Regions from separate parts of the Mus musculus genome. Here region 1 is linked to region 2. A link is a contact called in ENCODE Hi-C or POLR2A ChIA-PET data. All regions are on one chromosome and are shown on one strand. Each heading gives the region's core, a stretch centred on a gene start or an enhancer-like site at or near the end of the contact. The rest is flanking DNA. Distances are from core to core; before and after follow the strand shown. Region 1 holds the start of Hras (Harvey rat sarcoma virus oncogene). Region 2 holds the start of Selenos (selenoprotein S).

Region 1 (6,185 bases), core at 1,504-4,003, about 75 Mb before region 2:
TGATACCGTCCCTTTGCTTCTCTATTTTTAAAAAGAGATGTATGTATCCATTTTACAATTTGTGTGTGTGTGTGTGTGTGTGTGTGTGTATGTGGAGGCCAGAGAACAACTTTGGGTGCCATTCCTGGGGTGCCATCTTCTTCTTTTGAGATAAGGTTTCTCACTGGCCTGGGACTCACCAAGTAAGCTAAGCTTTGTCTCCACAGTGCTGGGATTATAAGCTCACACTACCATGCCTGGCATTTTGTATGATAATTTTGGGGATCAAGCTCAGGTCTTCATGTAGACAAAGCAATCAATTTGCTGTCTGAGCTATCTCCTTGGCCCCTGGTTCTATATTTGTTTCCCACACTGTCCACACAATGAGCACCGGCTCCAAGCTCCAAGCTTTGCTGTCTGGGGGCATCACAAAGGCTGTGAGTTGAGGCTGGAAAGCTAGCTCAGTGGTTTAGAGCACTTGCTCCTTTTACAGAGGACCTATGTTTGATTCCTAGCATCCATGATGGGTGGCTCCACATACACACACACACACACACACACACACAGACACACACACACACACGCTTATAAGATAAAGATTTTTTTAAAAGGCTGTGAGGCTAGGGATACTGTACAAGATGCCTGTAGTGACCAGCAGCAAGTGGCTACTGACAGTTCCCTGAGCTGCCCCTGACAATGGTTGTGGATCTGCCTTCATTAATGGTTTCATGAGTCTAAGTTTAGGATCAAGATAGCAGGCATTACCTCCAACCATCCACACAGTCTTCTGACTAAGTACCTGAAGGTAGCCGGCTCCTGCTGTAGGTCAAACATCCGGGCAAGGGGGCCACATGTGTCTACATGTAACACCTGTAAAAGAGAATTAGATTAGCTTCCTGGTTAGATCACTGTACTCTGTGGTACCTGAGCTGGCCAAGGTCACAGTATCCAGAAACAAGCAGGTACAAGAATGGGGGAGATGTTAGGTGGAGGCCTGGCCCTGAACTCCCTGTAACCATTCTAATGGAGGATAAAGCTTCTACAATGAGGATTCAGCCAGGGTCCCTCTTGGTCACCCAATGCAAATAAAGACATGATCCAAGTCCTACTTCTACTCCCAGAGGGGAGCCTGGGAATGCTCTTGTCAATCATCTGTGGGCCCGCCTCTCCTGCAGGCACTCCTTCCCATACTTTTTTTTCAGGTGCCTCTACACCTCTGGTAGGAAGTGCATAAACTGTTTCTCCTTAAAGATACAGAGGTCTGTGTTTGGCCCTAGATCTTATACTCAAGAGACAATGGCTAAGGTAAGAACTCTGTTCAGAACATTAAGTATATCCTTTCTTCTTAGTCCTCCTCCGTGGCCTCCATGCAGGTTTGGCCGACCCCTAACTCCTGTACTTCCTGCCGTTCCCAGATACATTTCTCTAGTTAGAGTGATCCCCTTCCACTGCACTTCATGACTTATTGCTTACTCTGTCCTGTATGTCTTGTCCCACAGACGTGGGTCGCCCAGGATCCCCCTAGCACAAAGGACATGGAGAGGAGGTGCTAGGCTCTCACCTGAGGGGTGGGCCAGAGTGCCCAAGACTTGGGGCGCAGCACTAGGCCCCTCCACCGCGGCGGTCGCTCTCTCAGGTGAGGGCTTTTTTTTTTAATTATTATTTTTACCACCGCGATGGGGTTGCAGGCCTGGCGCCATGGCAACGGGGGCGGGGCTCATTTGAATACCCAAATATTCGTGAGCCGCGGGCATCCGGGGCTTCGGTAAGATGAGCCCCGCCCCCTAGCAACGGTTGCCGGGACACGCGGCAGATCCGGTGGAAATGCTCCCTAGAGTAAGAGACAAGCCGGACGGCTGAACGCAGTGAAGGCACTCACGGTGGTTCAGAGAGCCGTCCGTGAGAGGCTTCTGGCCAGCTCTCGGTTATCTGCCTGCTAGATGAATAGAACAAGCCGAGCTTGCACCCCGGGCGGCGACCGGGGTGAGCGTGCAACCCCAGGCCTGCACGACCTGAGTAAAAGCCTGAGTTTTTCTGAGGACGTGCTTATTCGTTTCTTTGAAATTTCAAAAAGTGTTGAAAACATGTCATTTGCGTCTGACACAGATGTACCCTACTTGCTTGAGTGGGTGGAACACTTCATTTCGCCCCAATACCAACTTTTCTGACTTTCGGGGTCGTTCTTCAAATGGACGCAGTATGAGCTTCTGCAGTGTTGGGACCTCGAGTTTGAGAGCGGTAGGGGGGTCTTCTCCAAAACACGAAGAGCGCGGTGTGATGGGCCGACGCTGCCCCAGGATGGAGCCTTTGCTCCACCTCGACCTACGAGAACAGGCAGCTAGGGGTTCCGGCGAACTCTGTCTTCCTCTGTTATTCCGCGTCCGCGGTGCTGACTGTCCCCGACACCAATACCCGGTCGGGATGACCTTTCCACTCGTGGGCCTTTGGGCCTTTGGTGAGGCTGCAGGGTGGAGGCTCTGTAGTAGGTCCTCAACGCAACCCGAGCGTGCACCAGTTTCTCTCCGGAGAAATCCCGGGCTCGTAAGCACGGTCTCGGTCTGTCTCTTCTGCACCTAGGCACTAGACATCACTGTTGAGTGCAGGACCCAAGTTCCGGCACTGCCTTCCCCGCGGCTCCAGGAAGCCCCGCCCAGCTTCGGCTTCTGACGGATGGGTTGCTCAGCCAACCACAACAGGTCGCGGTGCGGAGGAGTTCGACCAATCACGGGCCGCCTCGAGTTGACGGACGGGCGTGGGGCGGAGCGGGGCGGGGCGAGCGCGGGCCCGGCCAAGTCCCCGCCGTCCGCTCCCGGCGCCCGCAGCCCGAGCCGCACCCGCCGCGGACGGAGCTCATGCGCGGGCCCAGCCGGCGCCCGTCCGCGCCCCCGCCCTGCCCCGGCCCCGGCCCCGGCCCCGGGGGCAGTCGCGCCAGCAAGCGGTGAGTGCGGGCACGGGGTGGGGCGCGGGGCGCAGGTGATCGGTGCTTCCTTGCTCCTCTCGGCCCGGCAGCGTGCCTAGCGTCCGGCTGCCCGCCTCTGCGGCCGGACTCGCTCTGCCTGTGGCCGTCCTCCCAGCGAGGCGCCGCCCGGGCCTCCGGAGACTCTGCGCCCCGCGGCCATCACGCTCGGGCCTCGGGGCCACAAGGACACCCGCGTTGGGCCCCAACCAGGGCCTTCTGCTCCCAGCCATCCCTCGCGTTCCTGTAGTCACCTGCTTCCCACACCCTCAGCCGTTTTTCCCCCCCTCTGTGAAAGCTCCCTGGCCCCTTGTGGAAGGTTTGTCTTAGTGGAGGGCAGGGTCCTTCTCCAGCCACCCTCCCCCCGCTGCCGGGACCGCGCCTGGCATGCAGTAGGCGCTCAGTAAATAGTTGTAGGTTGCACCCACATGCCGGCGGGCCAGAGCCGGTTGTAGGCTGGCATTGGCCTGCCTGGGCACGCCGAGGCCGCCGTGGCAGGACCTGTTTTTTGGGGGGTGGCCTCAGCCCTCAGGCGCCTCCAGTTGAGGGTTTCTGCCTACCTAGCGACTTCTAATTTGGGTGCGTGGTTGGGAGAAGCTCTCAGCTGTCAGCCCTGCCTTGGGGGCCTCTCCCTGCTTCCTCACACAGCCATTAAGTGCTGTTTGAGGAGGTTGGGGGGTGGGGGTGGGGTCCTCCCTTTTCAAGCTGAAGGTGCCACAGGTGATCAACTGGGCCACTGGCAGGCCTGCCTGCTCAATGCTGGAGAGGGCCCTTGGGTCAGGCATCTATTAGCCGTCTCAAGTGGCAAGGGCCTTGGCTAAGTGTGCTTCTCATTGGCAGGTGGGGCAGGAGCTCCTGGATTGGCAGCCGCTGTAGAAGCTATGACAGAATACAAGCTTGTGGTGGTGGGCGCTGGAGGCGTGGGAAAGAGTGCCCTGACCATCCAGCTGATCCAGAACCACTTTGTGGACGAGTATGATCCCACTATAGAGGTGAGCTCTGCCTACCTGCCAGAGGTGGGCTGTGGCAGTGGTCATGGGTAAATGACCAAACAGCCCAGGTCTTGTAGGTGTTATGGGGTATGATCCATCAGGGTATGAGAGGTGCAAGGGTGTAGGCTGGTTCTGTGGATTCTCTGGTCTGAGGAGAGGTGAGACCCCACCCCCACCCCCCACCCCCACTAAGCCGTGTTGTTTTGCAGGACTCCTACCGGAAACAGGTGGTCATTGATGGGGAGACATGTCTACTGGACATCTTAGACACAGCAGGTCAAGAAGAGTATAGTGCCATGCGGGACCAGTACATGCGCACAGGGGAGGGCTTCCTCTGTGTATTTGCCATCAACAACACCAAGTCCTTCGAGGACATCCATCAGTACAGGTGAGCCACCTATGGCTAGCCCGTGAGCCCGTGGCACACGTGAGGAAGGTTCCGTGTGCACACTGAGGCTTTATGTCTTTTTTTGAATGTCCTGGACACAGTCATGCCTGCAGCCTGCTAGCTGGCTCATATCCACCCCATCCCCCTCCAGGGAGCAGATCAAGCGGGTGAAAGATTCAGATGATGTGCCAATGGTGCTGGTGGGCAACAAGTGTGACCTGGCTGCTCGCACTGTTGAGTCTCGGCAGGCCCAGGACCTTGCTCGCAGCTATGGCATCCCCTACATTGAAACATCAGCCAAGACCCGGCAGGTGAGCCTGTTTCCCTCTCCACAGCTAGTCAAGGATTTACCGCACCCCACCCCAGCCAGGGAGCAGAGCTCATTGCCGCTCTCCCTCAACACAGGGCAGCCGCTCTGGCTCCAGCTCCGGGACCCTCTGGGATCCCCCCTCCCCCGGGACCCATGTGACCCAGCGGCCCTCAAGCTGTAAGTCTCCCAGACCGCAGGGCTGTGAGGGAGGCAAGGGCCAGGGTCTGGGCTTATGCCCTGCAGTTCTGAGTTCACATAGCTCTAGGGCAGGATGGGGTCCCTGGAGAGAGCTGCCCTGAGCCAGGCCGGAGCGGCGACCCAGGGGCCTTAGTTCTTCTTGTCCCCAGTGTCCTGTGGATACTGGCTAGTTTTAAGCCCTTCAGTGTTGTTAGGCTGTTCAACTTGAGACGTACTGGGGGTCTGGGAGAGTCCTGAGTTAAGTGGCTCTGACTTTGAGTGATACTCAGGAGTGAACCCTATTTCAGGAGAGTGGCCTGTGCCTTTTGGATGGCCAGGGCCCAGCTCCCTATTTGTGTTGGTTTTGCAGCTGAGGAAGGGAGCCTCCAGCGTTGGGGTGTGACCTGATCTAGGCAGGGAGTTTCTTACCCAGACAGCACCCCTTTTCTCCCCAGAGTCCTCTCTGATCTAGTCCCTCTGTCCCCAGGGCGTGGAGGATGCCTTCTATACACTAGTCCGTGAGATTCGGCAGCATAAATTGCGGAAACTGAACCCACCCGATGAGAGTGGTCCTGGCTGCATGAGCTGCAAATGTGTGCTGTCCTGACACCAGGTGAGGCAGGGACCAGCGAGACGTCTGGGGCAGTGACCTCAGCTAGCCAGATGAACTTCATATCCACTCTGATGTCCTTGCTCCCCCAATTCTGCCAATCCCCCCCGCCTGCAGTCAGTCATGTCCTTTGTGCCCGTCCCGGCACAGGCTCAGGACATGGAGGTGCCGGATGCAGGGAGGAGGTGCCGACGGAAGGAAGGAAAGAGGCGGGAAGGAAGGAAACGGTGCTGGAGCCAGGCCAGTCCAGGGATGGTGGACAGATGTGACCAAGACCTTCGCATGGACAATTTGAACAGACTGTCATGAACTGTCCCTGTTGCCACTGGCACCCAAGTCCTCCACCCCTCTCAGTTCCCTCCGGGCGCCTGCCTGTGAGGGCACACGTTGCATCACAGTAAATTATTTGATGGTCTTGACTTGTCTCTGGCTGGAAGTAGGAGGTGCACTGCCTGTGGCCTCACAGAAGATGCTGGGCACCTGGGGTCCATCATCTGCCTTGCTCCTGTGCTAGAAGAGGCTGGGGAGGCTGGCCTGGGACCTCGGACTATACAGCCCTTCCCTTCTGCCTGTCCCAACTGTCTTGTGTTTGCTGCAGAAAGTTATAGGCAACACAAGGATAGTCAGGTGATATGACCTATTGTCCTTTAACTAATGGGAGGAGGAGGGCTCTGAGAGTAAGAGGGTATCCCTTGTCTCCAGCAGGAAACACATTTCCTGCATTCTGGGATCCATGAAATACAGCCTCAAGAGTGACAGAGTGTAAGATTTGC
Region 2 (6,548 bases), core at 1,352-3,851:
TGGAGTGCGTGTAAAACCTAACACTGGAGATGGGGGGAGGTGTGGCACAGTAACTGGAAGAAGGAAGGAAGGAAGGAAGGAAGGAAGGAAGGAAGGAAGGAAGGGAGGGAGGAAGGAAGGGAGGGAGGGAGGGATGGAGGGACAGACAGACCCTAACACTGAGTTTCTGGTCACTCACAATAATTCTAGAGAGGTTCACTGGGGGGTGTCGCTGGAGCACAAAGAAAAGGGTGACATTTTCATTTTAATCCTCTGTAAATTAAGACCCACTAACTGGCCCAGCCACAGCTAATGGGAACAGTGAAAGTCACAAAGCCAGCACAGCTGCTTGACCGCTATCTATCAAAGCTGAGCAGAGCGATACAATCGCTGTCACATGGTCTTCCACTTCTGGTCTTGATCTCCATGTGTTGCATGCTTGGGGACTTTTAATATTTGTACAACTTGGGGATTGATGGGAAGCGTATGACTCTCTTATGCCTTCTCCCAAGAGGACAGCTTCTAAGCGTTCCTAGGGGAGTCCTAAGCATACCACTCACCCCACTTTTAGGGAGACATCCTTATCTGGCTCTACTTGAGGGTCTTCCTTAGGCCCGGAGGTTGTGTCTCAAATAAAGACACCAGAGATCTCCTTGTGAGGCTCAGGCTCCAAGATATCCTTGGATCACGCACTCGCCTCTCCATTTACTCAGGCACAAGATAATTAGAACAAGGTAAACTTAAAAGAGAAATAAGACTCAGCAGGCTGGAGAGGTTGGCAGCCGATCAATCAGGTTAAAGCCTCTTCCTCCTGTCACTCAGGGGAATACGTGGCATATATAACATTGGGGGGGGCACATATGGAATGCCCCTCCAGGAAAAAGATACAACAACAAAGTTAAACCGGCTTGAGTTATCTCTGCCCTACACGGGGGCTTATCCTGATGGACAAAGGATGGTGTGGATAAATGATAGAAGAATGAGGGATTAAGACCTCCCTTGGAAAAATTAGTCTATGCAGGACCACTGTGATGTCCTATGGCCAAGGAACAAAAGAATACCAAGTTCAGACCTAAAAATAAATTCCACAAAGATAAAAACATTGTATTACATCCAAAATTGAATAATAACTGTAGCAGTTCTGGCCTGAAGATTTTCCTTGGGCCTAATGACAATTAGCACTCTAACCATCAAAAGTTGATTAAATAAACTGCTAATCTACTGCCATAGGACATGACAACCTACCCAGGCTGGCTTGGAGATTTTCTGTCTAGTGCCTTTGAAACCATAAGAGCTACCAGCCTGAGAATGGACTGTCATGCTTTGGCAAAATATGCCTCTAGATTCTTTAAAAAAATGGGCTACGGGGTTGATGAGGGAAAATGATTGTAAAAGATAACTCTGCTCTGTCACGGTTTATCAATGATGGCTAAACTTATGACTACGAGGAAGCTAAAATACATCTGGGGACAAAAATATGATCTATGAATCCATCCCTGTCTACGGAGTGCTGTATAAAGCAGCACCCCACTTCCAGTCAGTCAGGTGGCAAGATTCCCAGGACCCCAATGCCTGATCCCCCCACCCCCACCCCCGCCCCTTGACACTTCTTGTTTCCTCCACAAGACCTGGCCATCTCCAGGGACTGGTCCCCATGCACCGAACAAGATGTGCATTGAGTATGCTATACACCATCACGGAGTCTTTGCATCTCAATAAAAATCTTTCAAACCTCAAAGGCATGTCTTGCCACCACCCACTAAGTAAATGACAGGCGCCTTCATTTCTACCACATGGCACTAACCCAGAACAGTCTCGGCTTGGTCCAGCTGTCTCTGCCTCAAAGCCCTCAGTCGAAGGGAGAGCCTCTGGATGACAATGTAGAGTAGGATGCAGCTGAAGAGGATGTACCAGCCATAGCTGGCCAGCAGGGAGCCCACTGGGGGGAAAAAAAAAAAAAAGAGAAAGAAACCAGTTTCAGAAATGGTAATAGCATTTTTTTCAATAATACTCTACAAAAATAGTCATAGCTTCTTCTTTCAGAACCTTCACAGTCTAGCTGGAAATGGACTCCTAAGAAGCGAATCGCTGGGTACAGAAACTTCTCAACTACAAGGGGACTCGGGAGTAGCCCGGAGGGTGCAGAGCCCAGCAGCTAGGTTCTGAAGGACTAAAGGGGACGTGTCTATCTGATTCAGGAAAGCAAAGGCCATCCAGACTCCGTGAGTTACACTTTGTTAAGGAGTGAGACAACAGTGTGTTAGTGTCGGGTAGAGTGAAACGCCGGGCGGAGGACTCCACTGCAAAAGGAAAATGTTAAAGGGACTCCCGTGAGCCAAGTCCGCGAGCGCCCGCCCAGCTAGGGCGACTTCGAGAAAGGTGAGCTCCGGCCCAACAAGCAGGCTCGGCCAGTCCGCGGCGTTAACGCCAAGCCTCCTGGAGGCCGACCCACCGAGCATGGCGGCGCCCGCCGCCCCTGACCTGTCACGTGCAGGAATCGCAGGCTCTCGGTCTCCAGCGCCGGCCTCGCGGACAGAGGTTCCTCATCGCGATCCATGGCGGCCACCGCCACCGCCACCAACGACAAGCCCGCTGCTCCTCTCTGCTCTGCGCTTCCGGTTCGGCCCTATGTACACGTGGCGCTCACTGCCGTGGCGGTACTGACCTATCGTGGCTCGACCTACCTCGACGCTCGACCAATCACAGGGGGGGTGTGACCAGAGGGCGGGGCTGAAAGATGCCCAGGCGGAAGCGCGTTTGACTTTCAGGGAGGAGCTCGCAGCTCAACTCGGCATAGCTCGGATAACCGATCTTGTATTTGATACTGATTGGACATTGAGGCTCAAGAGATTTGAAACCTCCTGGAGATGAGATTTGAGTCCCGCCCTTGTCACCGGGCCCTAAAGGTTTGCAGCATAGATTCCCCTCCCCTAACGTGCGGAAAGCGATCTACTTAGAATTCCTTTCTTCTGATCCACTGTCTCAAGGGAAGGAATTAATGTAGTAATGACTTCAACTTAGGCTCTTATGTGTTACATTACCACAGTTTTTGTAATGGTTCTCTGCAACATACTAGGAAGGCAATAAAGGAGATAGCTGCGATTTGAAAAGGAACTGATGGAATCAAGTTTCCATAGATTAATGGGATTAAGAAGGTGAGAACTCTGTGGTGTTTAAAGGTGGGATCCTTTGGGAAACTACTATATGAGGTCAATGTGGGTGTCCCCAGAGAAAAAGAGACTAGATTTCTGTGCACCCCACCGTGAGATGACTCAGCCTGAGGAGCCTGATGGAATCTATACGGTGCTGTACCAAGCTTGAGGACTTTGAATCTCCAAAATGGAAATAAAACTCACTGTGTCATAAAAACTAGTCTGTTAAGGATCTTCTAATTCAGCGACTCCATCTGGGGACATGGGAGAGAAAAGCCTGGAGTCACTTCACATTATCAACCACCTTGAAAATAGACTTTGATGACTGGATATGAAGCTAAGAATATGAAGATAGCCATGAATTTGCTGATTTTTTTTTTCAGACACAACATGGCTTTTTTAAAAAATTGCTAAATTTTTAAAGTTTTATGATTTTAATAGTTTTCTCAGTGGTAAAAAAGGATCAGTTTAATTTTTTTTTCTTTTTTGGTACCGATGACTGCCACCCCACCTCTGAGGCCAGTTTGAACCCTCTCTCTTTGCTTAAGGTGATTTCTCACATCATACAGAGCAAGTGAAACATCTGGTTACGAGAGAGGAGGTTGCTCATTTGCCTGTTGATCCAGTCCCTTAACATCTGCAATCATGATGATGAAATAAGTAATGTTTAGTTTCATTAAAAGACAAGGTGGAGGGGAAATGTTGGCACACACCTTCAACCCCAGCACTCAGCAGGCAGACACAGGTGAGTCTCTGAATTTGACGCTCAGGACAGTGAGGGCTACACAGAGAAACCTTGCCTTAAAAGCCTTTAATCCCCGCACACTGGTTAAGAGGGGTTAGTTTCATTAAAAGAGGAGGTGCTGGCTCACTCCTTTAATCTCAGCACTCAGGAGGCAGAGGATGGCTGATCCCTGAGTTAGAGGCCAGCTCTGTTTACAGGGTGAGTTCCAGCCAGGGCTACACAGAGAAACCCTGTCTTAAAAAACCAAAACCATGCCTTTAATCCCAGCACTTGGGAGGCAGAGGCAGGCAAATTTCTGAGTTCAAGGCCAACCTGATCTACAGAGTGAATTCCAGGACAACCAGGACTACAGAGAAACCCTATCTTGAAAAAAACCAAAAACCCAAAACCAATAAAAAGGGAGGTGAATGGATAGGATCAAAGTACATGATACACAGATAAAACAGTGTAATAATGAAATCATTATTTTACATAGTCTTAGCCAAGGAATCTCTTCCGCTTGGAACTTTGCAATCTAACATGGAAACTAGCAATTCAGAAAGATAACATGTTAAAACATACAAAGTAGGAGTAGGATTGTATCTCAATTGGCCAGGTGCTTCCTTGCCTAGCACGTACAGAATCCTAGGTGTAAGGTCCCCCACTGCAAACCCGAGTATGTGGCAAATGTCTCTCATCCCAGCATTTGTGAGATGGTGGTAAGAGGATCAGGAATTCAGAGTCATCTTTGGTGTCAACAGGAAGGCCACACTTGGCAGTGTAAGCCTGCCTCAAAAAACAAAACCAAAACCATGGGAGACAAAGGCAGGCATATCTCTGTAGTTAGCCCCCTCTCCAAACAGCAAAGCCAAATTTAAAAATAGACACACACACCCAACAATAACTTTGTTTACAAACCCAGTGTACATACTTAGATACACAGTATAATATTCAACTAAAATTTAAGGTATTTTGAATTGAGTGCATGGGTTTTAGGGTTTAATTTCAGTTCCTGCAATCCTGCTCCTACTTCTCAGGTGTGACGCCTTTGACATTTCATGTGGTAGCTGCCTCCCTGTACTTAACCTGAACAGCTCAGATGTTACCTGGAAAACTAGGGCAAAGGTGAATAGTAACCACAACGCCCACCACTGGCTATGTAGACTCAATGTCTGGCTCTAACCTGTCACTTACTGTCACATCCTTGTCTGGGCCCTTCTTATAGCCATGTCCTTCAGGTTAGAATTTCCCCATCCACTGTATTCAGCCAGGTAAATGCTTTGGTTAATGGAGAGTAAGCAGACCTGTTATCAGTTTTGAGTATAGCTTAGTTAGTTGTTCAAGGCATAGAAAGCCTAGTTTTGTTCATCACGAATGTCACAAGATTTGCACAAGACTGGGCTCCTCAACATCCTACCACTGAGATGAGGAGGTGCTAACTGGGGCCTGCCCCACCCCCAAGACTTACAGTTACTAGTTGATGGAGGATTAAGAAACGTTTTGTTCAGTGGTGTAGCCATTGGTAAGGCTGCCCAAGCTTCCATAATCAACCCTAAAGCCAGACACAGAAAGTGGGTAGTTAATTGGAAAGAGGGAGACCATCTGAAGGACAAAGGAGGCTAATAGGTGTGTGTGTGTACAATTAAAATACATTATGGGCATGTAATGAAGTCCATTACTATATATAATTAATATAGGGTAATAAAAGCATTAAAAATAAAGAGCAGAGTCAATATGGAAGGAAACAGATGGTGTTTCCTGCTGGCAAACTGCCAAAATTGCTGTTTTCCAATATAACAAGCAGCTACACAGGATGAAGGGTGTGGGGAGCTCATGGGCTCAGAGAAGGCAATAAAATGCCAGTCCTGCTCAAGCAGTAAGGACCTGCCACTTTCCAGGAATGCTCTCGTGTGCCGGAATGTAGGCACACCTCCCTGGAACTGTTACAGAAGGTTGTGATCTGCCATGTTAGTGCTAGAACCAAACCCAGGTCCCCTGGGAGAAGTCCTGTGAACACTGAGCCATCTCTCCAACTCCAGCTCCTGTGTGGTGCACATACATGTATGCAGGCACATGTATGGAGAGATCTGTTCTGTCCTGCCCATTCCAGGGATCAGCCTTCAGCTAGGCAGTCTTGTTAATCATATCCATTAATTTAATTAGGGCAAGCTTCAAAAGTAGGGCATTTACCAGTTATACAAATGCTAGAGAGGAAACATTCAAGGTCAGGTGAGGAGACACCTGTAATCTCAGCTGGTGGGATGTGGAGGTAGGATTAGGACTTCAGGCCAGTTTCCTATGTGCCTGGGCTACATGAGTCCACCTCAAATCAGCATCGTAACATAGTTCCATCTGTCCATTCTTGCAAGTGTTGCACAACTATCAGGTGATACAAACTTCTGCTGTAACAGACAATACTCGCCTGAATGAAATTCATACTCTACAAAACTATTCCCTGAAAATGTTAGGCTCCAGGAAAAACACAGATTGAAAGTTCAAATGAATTGAACCTCATCAGTTATCTGGGTCCTGAGACACGTAAGAAAGGAAACCTCATTTGCCTCTAGCTAGCTTTGCCAAGTCCTTGACTGGGACAATGGCATGCATGAGGCAATGGTGTCCTGTTTTTCTCACTTACCCCAAATACTAAACCATCTAAGTGCCAATAGTTTCAGTCCAGACTAATTCAGTGC

What was found. Hi-C counts contacts between places; a loop is a spot of excess contacts on that map. ChIA-PET counts read pairs that join two places held with the same protein, here RNA polymerase II (POLR2A).
Region 1: a loop to region 2 is called in a map of Patski, with 528 times the contacts of the local background. The contact joins the promoter of Hras here to the promoter of Selenos in region 2. A Hi-C loop is called at or near these places in 1 of 37 maps with a recorded cell type or tissue (Patski). POLR2A ChIA-PET finds 5 or more read pairs at or near these places in 1 of 5 experiments (Patski).

Annotation. Positions count from the first base shown.
Region 1 is chr7:141,190,572-141,196,756 of GRCm38, reverse strand. Hras (Harvey rat sarcoma virus oncogene) reads left to right here and starts at 2,753. Exons shown (of 5, transcript NM_001130443.1): 1 at 2,753-2,917; 2 at 3,776-3,927; 3 at 4,137-4,315; 4 at 4,467-4,626; 5 at 5,290-6,185. The coding sequence starts at 3,817. The coding sequence ends at 5,409. It overlaps Lrrc56 (leucine rich repeat containing 56), which reads right to left and starts at 2,627. Exons shown (of 13, transcript NM_001172064.1): 1 at 2,140-2,627; 2 at 779-849.
Region 2 is chr7:66,075,702-66,082,249 of GRCm38, reverse strand. It overlaps Selenos (selenoprotein S), which reads right to left and starts at 2,601. Exons shown (of 6, transcript NM_024439.3): 1 at 2,461-2,601; 2 at 1,784-1,918. The coding sequence starts at 2,536.